Regions from separate parts of the Homo sapiens genome. Here region 2 is linked to region 1. The links are chromatin contacts, found by Hi-C or POLR2A ChIA-PET in ENCODE. All regions are on one chromosome and are shown on one strand. Each heading gives the region's core, a stretch centred on a gene start or an enhancer-like site at or near the end of the contact. The rest is flanking DNA. Distances are from core to core; before and after follow the strand shown. Region 1 holds the start of SLC37A1 (solute carrier family 37 member 1). Region 2 has its middle 36 kb from the start of RSPH1.

The links. Hi-C counts contacts between places; a loop is a spot of excess contacts on that map. ChIA-PET counts read pairs that join two places held with the same protein, here RNA polymerase II (POLR2A). Pooled maps may share reads with other maps.
Region 2: a map of CD4-positive, alpha-beta T cell shows a loop between it and region 1 (11-fold over the local background). The contact joins the enhancer-like site here to the promoter of SLC37A1 in region 1. A Hi-C loop is called at or near these places in 23 of 168 maps with a recorded cell type or tissue (B cell, CD4-positive, alpha-beta T cell, CD8-positive, alpha-beta T cell and 16 more), 33 of 37 single-sample maps with no recorded cell type and 22 of 50 pooled maps. POLR2A ChIA-PET finds 5 or more read pairs at or near these places in 14 of 52 experiments (CD4-positive, alpha-beta T cell, GM12878, H1 and 9 more).

The regions. Positions count from the first base shown.
Region 1 is chr21:42,510,305-42,516,969 of GRCh38, reverse strand. It overlaps SLC37A1 (solute carrier family 37 member 1), which reads right to left and starts at 3,118. Exons shown (of 20, transcript NM_001320537.2): 1 at 2,253-3,118. RefSeq lists enhancers at 2,198-2,427, 3,269-3,991, 3,992-4,714 and silencers at 2,588-2,687, 2,698-2,777, 2,998-3,357.
Region 2 is chr21:42,457,281-42,463,945 of GRCh38, reverse strand. No RefSeq gene overlaps it. Among named protein-coding and RNA genes, the nearest start is that of RSPH1, 36 kb to the left of the region's middle. RefSeq lists an enhancer at 1-69. Within about 2 kb of position 1,250, at least 7 of the 41 ENCODE cell types and tissues checked have a DNase peak (open chromatin) inside an H3K27ac peak, as active enhancers do; they include B cell and OCI-LY7, where a contact is called at or near this core.

The DNA of each region.
Region 1 (6,665 bases), core at 1,869-4,368:
ACCTCTAGATTTAAGCAATATTTTGCTCAAAATGGGTGGGCTCCAGAATGGGTCTGGATCTACTCTGGGAAATGACTTTGTGATGACAACTTCAGAGTAAAGAATTTGGTTCAACAGTGTCTGGAAACGGATGGTCAGAAGCAAACGTCTTCCTCTCAAGTGCTGCTTCTCCATGTCCAGCGTGTCTGGAAACATTCCATTGCCATCTACTAAATAAATCAAAAACCTCCAACTCTGATAAAACCTGTGACAACAACATCAAAGGCCCAGAAGGCACTGACAAATCAAGAAGGGAAAAAAAACCTCTTTGATTTCTTTTTAAAACAATGATGGATTCTTTTCCCTGTAAAATGGGTGAAAGAAAAGTGCTATAAATTCTCATAGTGAGTGCAGTTAAGATGTGCAAAGACAGTGATTTTACATTTGGGATGTTAAGAGCTCAACTAATGAGGCCCTTCCTCCCTAGCCTGTGCAGCACCACTAAAGACCACTTCATTTTGAGTGGGTCAAGACCTCTGGAAGCACGAACCATGACTGACATGCTCTCATTTGAGCCCCGTGACCACCCTGAAGAGGCAGGGCGTTCTTTTCACAAGGGAGAAAAATGAGGCTAGGCGGCTCGCCTGGGTCAGCTGGATAAGTGGGGCAGATTCCAGTTTGTCCTGTTTCTCTGAGCCACCTCCTCCCTCCAGCCACTCTTCTTCCTGCCCATCCCCTGCAGAGAAAGGGCAGCAGAATGGGAGCAAATCACTTGGTTTAAACCCAGTTTTTGGCACACTGCCCAAGTACATAAAAAGAAGAGATACTTTTTTAAAAAGTCACTCTCTACAGGCCCCCCTGGAACTTACCATTCCAGGGAGGAAAAGCGGCAGAATGTCCAGTTTCATTGCACTGTCAAACACAGCAACTTAGGCCAGGCATGGTGGCTCATGCCTGCAATCCCAGCACTTTGGGAGGCAGAGGCAGGCAGATCACTTGAGGCCAGGAGTTCGAGACCAGCATGGCCAATATGGCAAAATCCCATCTCTACCAAAAATACACAAAAGAGCTGGGCGTGGTGGTGCACACCTGTAATTCCAGCTACTCGGGTGGCTGAGGCATGAAAATCACTTGAACCTGGGAAGCGGAGGTTGCAGTGAGCTGAGATTGCACCACTACACTCCAGCCTGGGCGACAGAGCGAGACCCTGTCTTAAAAAAATATAAAAAGATAGTAACTTAGGAAACAGCCCATTAGAGCATCTTTATTACAACCTGTAAAACCTGCACATGTACCCCTGAAACTAAAAGTTAAAAAAACAAACAGACTCTGAAAGACACATGGTTTTATACCTATTTCTTCAAAAAACCCACCCTAGGCAACTGTAAAACAGAATAAGCTGAGGAAAGAAACATTCACAAGCTCCACTCCCAGACCCACCCACATGTGATCTGCGCTGCCTAGAAGGTTCCAAGTAATCTGCAGAGACTCAAATAATGGGGATAGGAAGTGAGCAATAGCAGGAGTAAGGTTCCTCAGTCTTTTTAGGGCTGAGGTGGCATTACACATAATCAAAGCGGCCCCACAGATATTTTAAATAATCTACTTTATGACATTTTTTTTTAACTGGGTCTCACTTTACAGGCAAAGATGGGTGAGAAATGCAATTCTCCTCCAAAAGTTTTCATGCATTTTTTCTTTTCTTTTTTTTAAATTACGAGATAGAATACAACTTCCTGTCCAGAGTGTGCTCTTTCTATGGCTTTTTGCTTTTAAAGGCGCTTTCCATATTAAAGATGAATGAAAATGGTCACTATCTCTTTCCCCTTGGCTGAAGTACAAGGAACCTGAATTCCATTTGCACCACCTCCCTTACCTGCCTCCAACCCCCAACAAAGAGAACATCACAGGTGGGCTGCATGAAACAGAACGTGTAAATGCAGGTCCAAAATGACTTGGTGAATCACAGGTCTGGGGCCAGGTGTTTTCAAGCTTGCTCTCAAAGGGGATTAATAAAAAAACAACGGGGGAAGTCTAAAATATTTATCCACTTACACAACTTCAGACGATTTAAGTTCAAGGGCCGGCAGGCAGGCAGGCAGGCACCTTCCAGGCAAAGAGCTAAGGGAGACCCGGAAAGGGCAGGCTTTAGCAATTCCTCCTTTGGAAATTCAAACCTGGGGCCGCGGGCTGGGGTGTTAGCGGGGAGTGGGGGTGGTAAGGGGCTTGGCCAGTATCCTTCGTTCAAATGCAAATCCTTAGACTGAACGTACCTTCTCGGTCACCAGGATTACGGCGTGGGCCGTAAGGGCTGGAAGGCTGGTGGCCAGCGGCGAGGGGACTTTCCGGCGCGTCAAGCCCTTTATTATAAACCCAGAAGGTCGCTGTCACTCGCATTGGCCAGGAGGCCCACGGGCTCCGGGAACCAGCTGCTCAGCCGACAAACAACGCAAAGGCCCAGGGTGCCGGCGCTCCGAGCCAGCGTTCTGTGCCGGCTCCTCCCTGGGCGGCTGGTCCCCGGAGGAGGTGAATTCCGCGGGCACGCCCACGTCCCCATCGCGGCAGACAATGCGCAGGGTCCCCTCCTGCCGGCTCTCTGGACCCTCAGCTGTCACCGCGGCCCGGGCCGGGGTGGGCAGGGGACCCGGCTGGACAGCTAAGCTCGCCCCTGCCGGGGACTCCGTGGAGCGGCTGCCGGCCCCGTGCCCGCTCCCTCTGCCTCCACTTCCCCGGAATCCCAGCGTTGCCCCGGTCCGGGAACGCCCGGCATTGTCGCCGAGGGCCACTCTTCTAGATGTCGTATTTCAAAGACTTCCCTCCGCGAAAATAGCTTGAGACCGTCCCCGGCTCTCGGAAAACATCCAAACCAGCCCCCACCTCCCCCCGAAAAAAAAGAAAAGGAAGGAGAGGAGCCGAGCTCCGAGTGCGCAGGGCCCCGCGCCCGGCTCCCTGAGGGCGCCGCAGGTGCTGAGCGGCTGCGGCGCCTGAGCGCCGGCTGCCCCGCAGGTGCGGGCGGGGGGGCGGGGGGTCCCCGCCTCCCGGTCCGGCCCCGGCCCCGCGCCTCACCTGCGCCGCCGAGGCCCGCGCTCCGCAGCCCAGCCCGGCCCGGCCGCCGCGGGCGCTTCCTGCTCGCGACTTCCTGGAGCGGCGCGCGGGAGGCCCCGCCGCCCTTTCACTTTCCCTGGCCCGCGGGGCGCCGGCGGAGCCGCGCGGCTCCTCCCCCTCCCCGGCCGCCGCGACCCCCGGCTCCGGCCCCGGCCCCGGCGTGCCCAGGGTCGCACCAGCCCCGGGGCCACCGGGCGGGGGCGCCCCCACGCCTTGCGGCACTGCCCGGCCTTTGCGGGCGAACCCGGGTCATGGCCCGCGCCTTCCCCGGCTCCGAGGGCGCACGGGCTTTCGCTGGCGCGCTCCCCACCGGCCTCCGGGCAGTCCCAGGCGGCCTCTGCACCCCTGGCGCTCTGTCCTCAAGGCAGGTCTTCCCCACAGGCGGCGAGGGTCACATGCCGCCGCGCCCCCACCCCCAAAGAGGGCCTTTGCTTGGCCTCCCGGCTTCTATTCCTATTGTGTCATGTCAAGGGGCACAATCATGAAGACTAGCACTCCATAGCGTGGAAATGCGGCACGCGGATTTGGCTATGTCGAACCAACTTGTAAGCCAACTTGTGTCCCACCTCGCAGGCACGTGACAGAGGCAGCTCCCTGTTAGGCTGCGGGAGCCCGCCGGGTTCTTACCCTTGCGGGCCAGTGCCCTGGCACACAGGCTCCCACGTCACCCCAGAAACAACTCTTCTCCTTAGGCAGCCCCAGGGAGGGGCCTGGCCAGTCCCCTAGAAGCTACTGCCGAACACCCACAGTGGACCCCCAGGATGGCTTCAGAGCAGAGGGGGCTCCCAGCCCACTCCTCGGGGAAGAGCAAAGTGAGGCAGAGCGGAAATTTTCCGGGGAAAAAGCCTGCCCCCGGATAAAACAATGTTTAAGGATAAAACCAACCCGAGGCCTGGCTGTAAATGTCCCAACAGGCCAGTGCCCCTCGCACCCTTCCCCAGGCACGTTGAGCTTCCCTCTGGAGAATGGAGAAGGCATTCTTCCCTGTGTTTGGCTCCCCTGCCCTGCTAGGCCTCGCAGTTTCCCCCTGGGGCCCTGCTTTGTTTCTAGAACACTCTGATGTCTGTGTCTCTCTTTGCTGAGCTGGGCTGCGTGAAATCCATCACTTTGTTAGGCATTTGAGAAGCCTTCTGCAGGCAGAAAGAAAACCTGCCCACTTCTTTGCCACGCAGGGTTCAGCCCCAGGAAGCCCGCCGGCCCCTCATTCCGCAAGCGGGATGGCCCAGGGCTCCAGTCTTCTCCTTTTGGCCAGGTTTTCTTCAGACCTTCTTTCTCTCCGCAGGCCCCCTGTGCCAGTGCTTTCTCCTCTCTTTTCTAGCTCTCCATTCCCGGTGATAGCCCAGTGTGGCTCCCACCCCTCTCTCCAATGGTCTCCCCAGCCCTGGCCCTTGCCATTGGTTCGGCTCGAGGCTACCCCTCTCTCACTGCACTTGTGCAACAGCGTTCTCACTTCCAAGTTCTACCTCCTGCAATCCACTCTTTAAGCTGCCTCAAGTTGCCCTCCTAAAGCAAAATCTGATCTTGTCATTCCTGATTTTCAAACCTTTCGGGCATCCCATCACCTACAGGTTTTACACTTGAAAGGCGATAATACAAGCTCAGGATATATAGGACACCTCGGCCTCATATGGAGACAGCTTCTTCCCACCCCCCCTCCCCCCCACCCAGTTGTACTGACGTATAACTGACAAATAAAAATTACATAATTTGTAGTATAGGATGTGATGTTTTGATATATGAATACATTGTAAAATTATTGCCACAGTCAAGCTAGTATATCCAATCACCTCACATTATTTTTTTTTTTTTGGTGGTGAGAATATTTAAGATCTATTCTTCTTGCAAATTTCAAGTATACAATGTATTATTACTAACTATACATTAGAGCTGTACATTAGCCCTCCAGAACTTACTCATCTTTCCTAAGTGAAACTTTGTACTCTTTGGCCAGCGACTCCCCATTTCTCCCACCTACTGCCCCTGGTAACCACCATTATTATATGCTCTGCTTCTCTGAGTTCAAGTTTTTCAGATTCCAAAAATAAGTGAGGTCATGCATATTTTTCTTTTTTGTTTGTTTGTTGGTTTGTTTTGAGACAGGGTCTTGTTCTGTTGCCCAGGTTGGAGGGCAGTGGCGTGAGTGCAATGGTCAAGGCTCACTGCAGCCTTGATTTCCCAGGCCCAAGTGATCCTCCCCCTCAGCCTCCTGAGTATCTGAGAATACAGGCCCATGCCACCATGCCCAGCTAATTTTTTAAATTTTGTAGACACAGGGTCTTGATATGTTGCCAAAGCTGGTCTTGAACTCCCAGGTTCAAGCAGTCTTCCTGCCTTAGCCTCCCAAAGTGCTGGGATTAGAGAAGTGAGCTACCATGCCTGGCCTATATTTGTTTTTCTGTACCTGGCTTATTTCACCTAGTGTAATGTACTCCGGGTTCATCCATGTTGTTGCAAATGACAGGAAATCCTTCTTTTTTAAGGCTAAATAGTATTCCATTGTGTAGATACAGCTATACACCACATTTTCTTTATAAACTTCCCTCTAGTACTGCTTTTGCTGCATCCCATACGTTTTGGTATGTTGTTTCCATTTTAATTTGTCTTAAGGAATTTTCTGATTTCCCTTTTGATATCTTCTTTGACCCCACTGGTTGTTCAGGTGTGTATTTAATTTCTGCATATTTGTGAATTTTCCAATTTTCCTCCTGTTACTGATTTCTAGTTCATGTTATTGTGGTCAGAAAAGATACTTGATATGATTTTAATCTTCTTAAATTTGTTAAAACTTGTTTTGTGGCCTAACATATGATCTATCCTAGAGAATGTTCTGTGTACATTTAAATGTGCATTCAGCTGCTGGGGGAAGGAGTGTTCTGTATGTCTGTTAGGTCCATTTGCTCTAGAATGTTATTCAGGTTCACTGTTTCCTTATTCATCTTCTGTCTGGATCATCTATTCATTGTTGAAAATGGGGTACTGAAGTACCCTGCTATTACTGTATTGCTATTTCTCTCTTGAGTTCCGTTAATATATATTTAGGTACTCTGATGTTGGGTGCATATACATTTATAATTGTTATATCCTCTTGATGAATTTATCTCTTTATCATGATATAGTGACTTTGTCTCTTATGAAGTTTTTGACTTAAAGTCTGTTTTGTCTGATATAAGTATCTTTTTTGCTCTCTATTTGGTAACCATTTGCATGGAATATCTTTTCCCATGCCTTTACTTTCAGCCTATGTGTATCCTTAAAGCTGAGTCTCCTGCAGGCAGCACCTAGATTTTTTTTTTTTAATATCCATTCAGCCACTTCTATCTTTTGATTGCAGAATTTAATCCATTTACATTAATTATTGATAAGGACTTACTACTGCCATTTAAAAAATTGCTTTCTGGCGGTTTGTAGTTCCTTTGTTGCTTTGTTACTCCCTTACTATCTTCCTTTCTAATGTGATGATTTTTGTAATGGTATGCTTTGATTCCTTTCTCTTTACATTTTGTATATCTGCTGCAGGTTTTTGTTTTGTGGTCACTATGATGCTTATATAATACATTTTAGGCCAGGCGCTATGGCTCTCG
Region 2 (6,665 bases), core at 1-2,500, 51 kb after region 1:
TACTTCACTCTCCTTTTTCTGTCCATAAATATGCTTCCATCACGTAGCTGGAGTCTCTAAGCCTACCCTGGCTCAGAAGGCTGCCTGATTCGCATCGCAAATCATTCATTGCTCAATTAAACTCCTTTAAATTTAATTTGGCTGAAGTTTTTTTTTTTTTTTTTACCAATGCCATTTACCATAATTAGCAATTCATCCAGTCAATAACTATTTCTGGAAAGCTAAGGGTGTGCCAGGCACTGTGCCTGGGGCTGGGGTAGGCCAGGGATGCCCTCCAAGCATTCGTTATTCGGACCCCGTATTAGAAAGTTGGTAGAGAAGCAAAAGTGGTCAGACTGCCTTGAAAATATTTGCCACAAACGCACCATTTAAAGGCTGCACCCTCACTGAACACCTGCCCTGTTTAGCCTGAGCATCTCTCTGCCTCTAACCATTGTGTCCACGCCCTTGGCAATCAGTTTTTCTGATTGTCAAATTTTCCACAACACAATACAAATATAACACCAATGGATGGCAAAGGGAAATTTTCAATCTTGGAAACGCTGTAAGGTTTCATGGAATTGATTAACATTATGTGGGGGACTACTCAAATTATACACAAAGCTACTGACAAAGGAGGTTCTGGAAAAATGAGACTAAGTAACAATAGGGTATGAGACTGTCAACAACTAGTCCTTTGTTTCCTTACTTAGGGGGATAAAAGAAAAAACAAACAAACAGAAACAAACCAGCCCTGACAAAACAAATAATTTAATTCAAAGGATGATGAAGAGCTCTTGGGAAAATTAAAGGCCATACATATTTTTGTAAAAATGACTCTTTTGCTGAACACATGATGTATTAAGTCAAACATGAAGTTAAAAATGTTGCGTTCTGCTATCATAAAACATAGTCAGAAAATGTATAAGAACTCTACTGCCACCATTAATGTTGACTTACTATTATTTTAAGAATTTGGGCATAGTTGCAATTTTGCCTAATTTACCTTTTCAAAATACAAGGTAAAATGGACCAATGTTCATAATTTTTAATTGATCAAGATAGACTCTAAATCAAACCCTACTTCTCACTATTTACTTTGTATTTTGGTTTAACAGGATATGCTGTGCATGACTTTGTACTGTTTATCTCCTGATAAGGAGAACTTCCTGCTGTGTTAATTTGCATAATTACCTTTGTGCTGACCCTCCCCCTCACTGAAATGTGAGGTCTGTGAAGGCACCATCCTCTCAGTCAGGATCCCAGCAGGAAACAGATGGCCTCTCGCCATAGGAGAGTTCAAGGGCCCTCATGTTGGAACCCTGTGATAAAGGTGGCAAACCGCCTTAAGTCTGGTACCTGGGATTTAGCCATGAGGCAGGATTCTTCCTAGCAGACCTGGGCTTTCCCCACCTAAATATGTCAAGCAGCACTTAGTAGGTCTCTGTCTCATGTCTGGGGTGCCTGTGACCAAGGACCCATTGCCATAGACAATTATGGGTCAAAATACTGTTACCTGCGATCCCTCGCTCCTTGGGGCATTGAGACCTGCCTTGTCTCTGATGGTTAAGAGCCGCCCCTACTCTGGTGCTTAGAGTGGCGCTGCCTCCAGCCCACAGAGGACGGCCCACAGAGCTGGTGAAGGACTCACCAATGCATTTCCTCTCTTCCTCCGGGCCCCTTGGGGAAGAAGCATATTAGGGAAGGTCTGAGTCAGTTGCAAATAGTAGGCACCTTTCTACATTTCTATTTCCTTGAGTCTTTGAGCTCTGTTCTCTAGAGCGTGCCAGGATTTCAAGCTTTTCAATCTCATTAACTTTGTCCAATTAGCCAACCTGGAGGATTATTAACCACTTTCTCAGGGGTTGAGCCAACATATTAAACCCTGAAACCCAGCCTAATCCAGGCTCGCTCTCTTCCATGTGGGGCAGGCACTGTCAGACTCCACCCCACACTTGCTCCCAGGCTCTAGCTGCTACCTGCTAGAGTGGACCTGCAGCTCCATGTTGAGGCAATCTCCTCCCAGGGGGGTCTTGGGCCCTCCTCACCCTGCCTCTGATGGTCTCAACTGTTTTCTGGGACTGGAGGCAATGAGAGGTGTGATGTGGGTCCTGGGGAAGTGGCATCAGCTCAGGAGGCAACTTCCCCAGGTGCAGTCATTGCAAGGCTTTTTAATAGAGGAGTGTTGGGTTCCATGGGGGATGGGAGGTGAAAGGAGGAGAGAGGAGGGGAGAAAGAGAAGGGAGAGCAAAGGGGAGCTGCCTCTGTAGACAACAGGGGTTCAGGGGAATTGGCAGCTCCAAATTTCCAGCCTCTCTTTCTTCTCTGCCCAAATCTCTCCATGTGTCTTTCCCCATGGACACCTTGTATTAGTCTGTTCTTGTACTGCTGTAAAGAACTACCTGAGACTGGGTAATTTATAAAGAAAAGAGGTTTAATTGACTCAGGGATCTGCAGGCTGTATAGGAAGCATGGCTGGGAAGGCCTCAGGAAACTTACAATCATGGCGCAAGGCGACAGGGAAGCAGGCACCTCTTACAAGATCAGGGCAGGAGGAAGAGAGAGAAGGAGGAGGTGCCACACACTTTGAAACCAGATCTCGTGAGAATTCTATCACGAGAAGAGCAAGGTGGAAATCCACCCCCATGATCCAGTCACCTCCCACCAGGCCCCACCTCCAATACTTGGGATTACAATTGAACATGAGATTTGGGTGGGGACATATCACACCCTTTCCTGGTAAGAGATCAGGCAGGGTTGAGCATTTAATCGGAACCTCAGTGCTGCTCCTTATAATCAGGCCCATGCTTGGCCCTTGGCACAGATGTCCTGGGACCAGAGAGATGAGGGATCCCTTCAAAGCTGCCCTGGAAGCCGCTGGGTCTCTGCACCTGTTCTTAATTGTATGCTTGTGGTTTTACATTTCTCCTTTTCCCTGGGCAGGTGCCCTAGGGGGATGGTGACTGTGGCTCTGTGATCTCTAGTTGCCATAGTGACTGAGCACCACACGGACCTCCACGCTCTGCCTGCTGCCTGCACTTCCGCCCGTGCTATCCCTGAAGAGAGTTTCAGGAGCGGCGCCTGCTGTGGTGACTTGTGCCCCATTACTGACCAGCAAGGAAGTGACCTACACTTGCGGGTGACCCAGAGTCCAGTGCTAGGAGGTAACAGCAGCCCATTTGCCATTGTGAGCACCCCTGGGAGTCCCATCAGAATCAGAGGCTCCACACCCCTCCCTCAGTGCATGAACCATCCCTGTGTGGCCTGCTCCTAAGACCTTGACCACATTTCCACCACAGTCCTGTGGAAGCTGGCACACGGTAAGGGTTCCTGGAAGGCAAGTGATAGTCTCTGCAGCTCCCCAGTGAACCCGGGGCACTCCAGCCCTGCCCTCACACCCCACGTCACCTGGGGAAATGATACGGTTTTCGCCCACAGCTGAATCTTTGTAGCGAGAACTTCCTACTCAGAGCTCTTAGTGAGCCCCTGGACAAAACCCAAAATGCTCAGGAGCCATGATCAAGGGTGGGGGCCAGGAGGGAAGTGGAGAACTGGGGCTGCTTTGGGGAGGGGCCACTGCTCGGCAGAGCCTCAGATCACAAGGGGGAATTTCTGTGGATGAAGAGCCTGCAATTTGATTCTTCATCACATTGTAGGAAGAAAAAAAAAAAACACGTGTATACAAATGGCATAGACACACACACATAGATACATATACACACACACATCTGTAGTTATGAAGTCGCAGGATCATCTTCCTGTCATATAGGAGTCTTGCCTTTGAGGAAACCTGACCTGAACACCTGACTGCCAACCTCCCAGGGCCATTCTTTGTATTGGATCTGTAGTGGCATTCCTCCACAAAGCCACTTCCCCAAGAGAAATGATTCTCAGGTTGAGCTGCATCAGAATCACCTGGAGAACCTGTCCAATCACAGATGGCTGGGCCCCATCCCAAATTTCGGATCCACGCCTGAGCATGTGCATTTGCAGCAAGTTTCCAGTGGGGACAGGTGCTGCTAGTCCAGGGGCCACATTTTGAGAACCATCAGCTTTCACGGCTCAGTGTAACAGTCGTCCAGTTCAAAGACTGGTAACTTCCAGGTTACATCAGCGTCACAGTTAGCTAGCTCTGTGATCTCTGCGTGTTGTATAATTTCTTCATTGCAAATCTCACATGTTGCCTTGAGGATTGCATGAGGGAGTGCAGGGAACGAACTTCGTTTGACACCTCCACGTGGGAAGCCCCTACCTGGTAGTTATTGGTGCTGCATGGTTAAATCCACTCAGTTTCATTTTATCCACTTGCAATCCAGAACACAGCTGCTGCGTAAGATAAATTTATTTGAAAACAATTTTCTAGAACTTGGATTTGTAAGAGTATGTAAAACAGAGTGTGGAAGGCCAGGTTTCACTAACGCAGGCCTCCATAACAACTGCTTCAGTACTGACCGAGTAGTTAAGTTAAATATTAAAAGCTAAGAAAAGCCAGTGCCCCTATACAAAGGCTGAAATGTAACAAAAGCCCACCAAGGGTTTTGCCCAGGCCTTTCCTGGGCCTTAACGCATGACAAAATAATGAAAGAATTCTTAACAGGACCCATTTAGGATTAAACAAGTTTTACTGGGGTTAAAAAACTCCCCAGGCTTCCACAAACAAGTTTATTGGAAGTCTGAAGGAACTCCCCAGACCTCCAAGATTTAGCAGAAGTCAAGATAAGGGTAATCACCCCAGCACCTGGACTCATTTAGATAAGTAAATTTACTGAGGCTGCAGAGGAAGGTCTTCAGGACTCAGACATTAGTTACAGATTAAAATAAGTTAATCACTTAAGTCTTCAGATGAATGCACACTTACATGTAGACATAGAGCTTAGAAGGTATACAAGCTCTGGAAAACTTTGTAATTTTGAGTTGGTCTAGTGATAATTTCCAGGCCTTCTCCCTGTAACTGGTTTCAGAAATAAAAACTCTCCTCCTCCCCAGTTCATCTGCATCTCATTATTGGGCCACAAGAAATAGCTGCCCGACACTCAGCCTGGTCCGGGAACAAGAGTACACTGCATTCCCGGATTTTACTGCTTTTTGCAAATACAATAAAAAGGAGTGCCCACAAAATTAGAAACTTTGACAGATTAGAGGCTATATTAATATCATAAAGAGTGTTATAACTAGGTTATATTAGTTTTACCACCACAATAAAAACAACTATTGAAATAGAATGATACACAACTAAACTCTGGGGATTATTTTATTCACTTTTAATATGACCACAGTTTATGGAATGGGGACTATGATCAAACACTGCGTATGGAGTCAGGCTTGGGCAGGAGTGGGGGTGGCTATGTGGAAGGAGCATGGAGTAGTAAACTCATGTTGCATCCCTGCAACGTCATGGCAAGATATGTATGTGAGTAAATAATAATACAGCAGCCAGGTGTGGTGGCTCATGCCTGTAATCCCAGCACTTTGGGAGGCCAAGTTGGGTGGATCAGGAGGTCAGGAGATTGAGACCATCCTGGCTAACATGGTGAAACCCCGTCTCTACTAAAAATACAAAAAATTAGCCGGGTGTGGTGGTGGGTGCCTGTAGTCCCAGCTACTCGGGAGGCTGAGGCAGGAGAATGGTGTGAACCTGGGAGGCGGAGCTTGCAGTAAGCGGAGATCATGCCACTGCACTCCAGCCTGGGCAACAGAGTGAGACTCCATCTTTAATAATAATAATAATAATAATAATAATAATAATACAGCGCAGAATGAAGAGAGGTATGTGGAAGAGGGACTGGAAGGGGGTTGGTGGCTAAGGGACGGAGGAACCAACCTGAGCTCATGTAATTACAACCCTAGACTGCCTGTGCCACTTCGAAATCTGGCTCCTGTGTTGTGCGAACATGGTAAGAGTGTCGCTTTCAACCAACGCCCCAAAATGTAGACAACTCAGAAATTAACAGAATCATCCAAATACCCTAACCATCATAAAGATATATGTAAAGTGCTCTATCAGTTGCCATTGGCTATGGGTTCAGGGAACACTGGCCTCTCTGTGCCTCACCCGGTGGGTGTGACAAGAGCTGGCCCTCCGTGGGGCCCACGGGAAGCCCTTGGGCATTGGTACCAGTAGCCTAATATCCCAATCTAATTAAAAAATTAAAAACATGTTATATCAGCTTTCTTGAAGTATATTTTGTAGACAGTAAAACATCCATTTTAAGTGAACAGTTCAATGAGTTTGGACAAATGTAGGCAACCATGTGACCACCTAATATGGTTTGGCTGTGTCCCCACCCAAATCTCATCTTGAATTGTAGCTCCCATAATTCCCACATGTTGGGGAGGGACCTGGTGGGAGATAAGTGAATTGTGGGGGCAGTTTTCCCCATACTGTTCTCGTGGTAGTGAATGAGGCTTGCAAGATCTGATGATTTTTATAAGGGGCTTCTGCTTTCGCTTGGCTCTCATTCTCTGTCTTGCCTGCTGCCATGTATGATGTGCCTTTCGTCTTCTGCCATAATTATAAGGCCTCCCCAGCCATGTGGAACTGTGAGTCCATTAAACCTCTTTCCTTTATAAATTGTCCAGTCTCAGGTATGTCTTTATTAGCAGCGTGAGAACAGACTAATATACCACCCTACAATCAGCACACAGATTCCCGTCAGCCTGAAAATATCTTCGTGCCCATTTGCAAT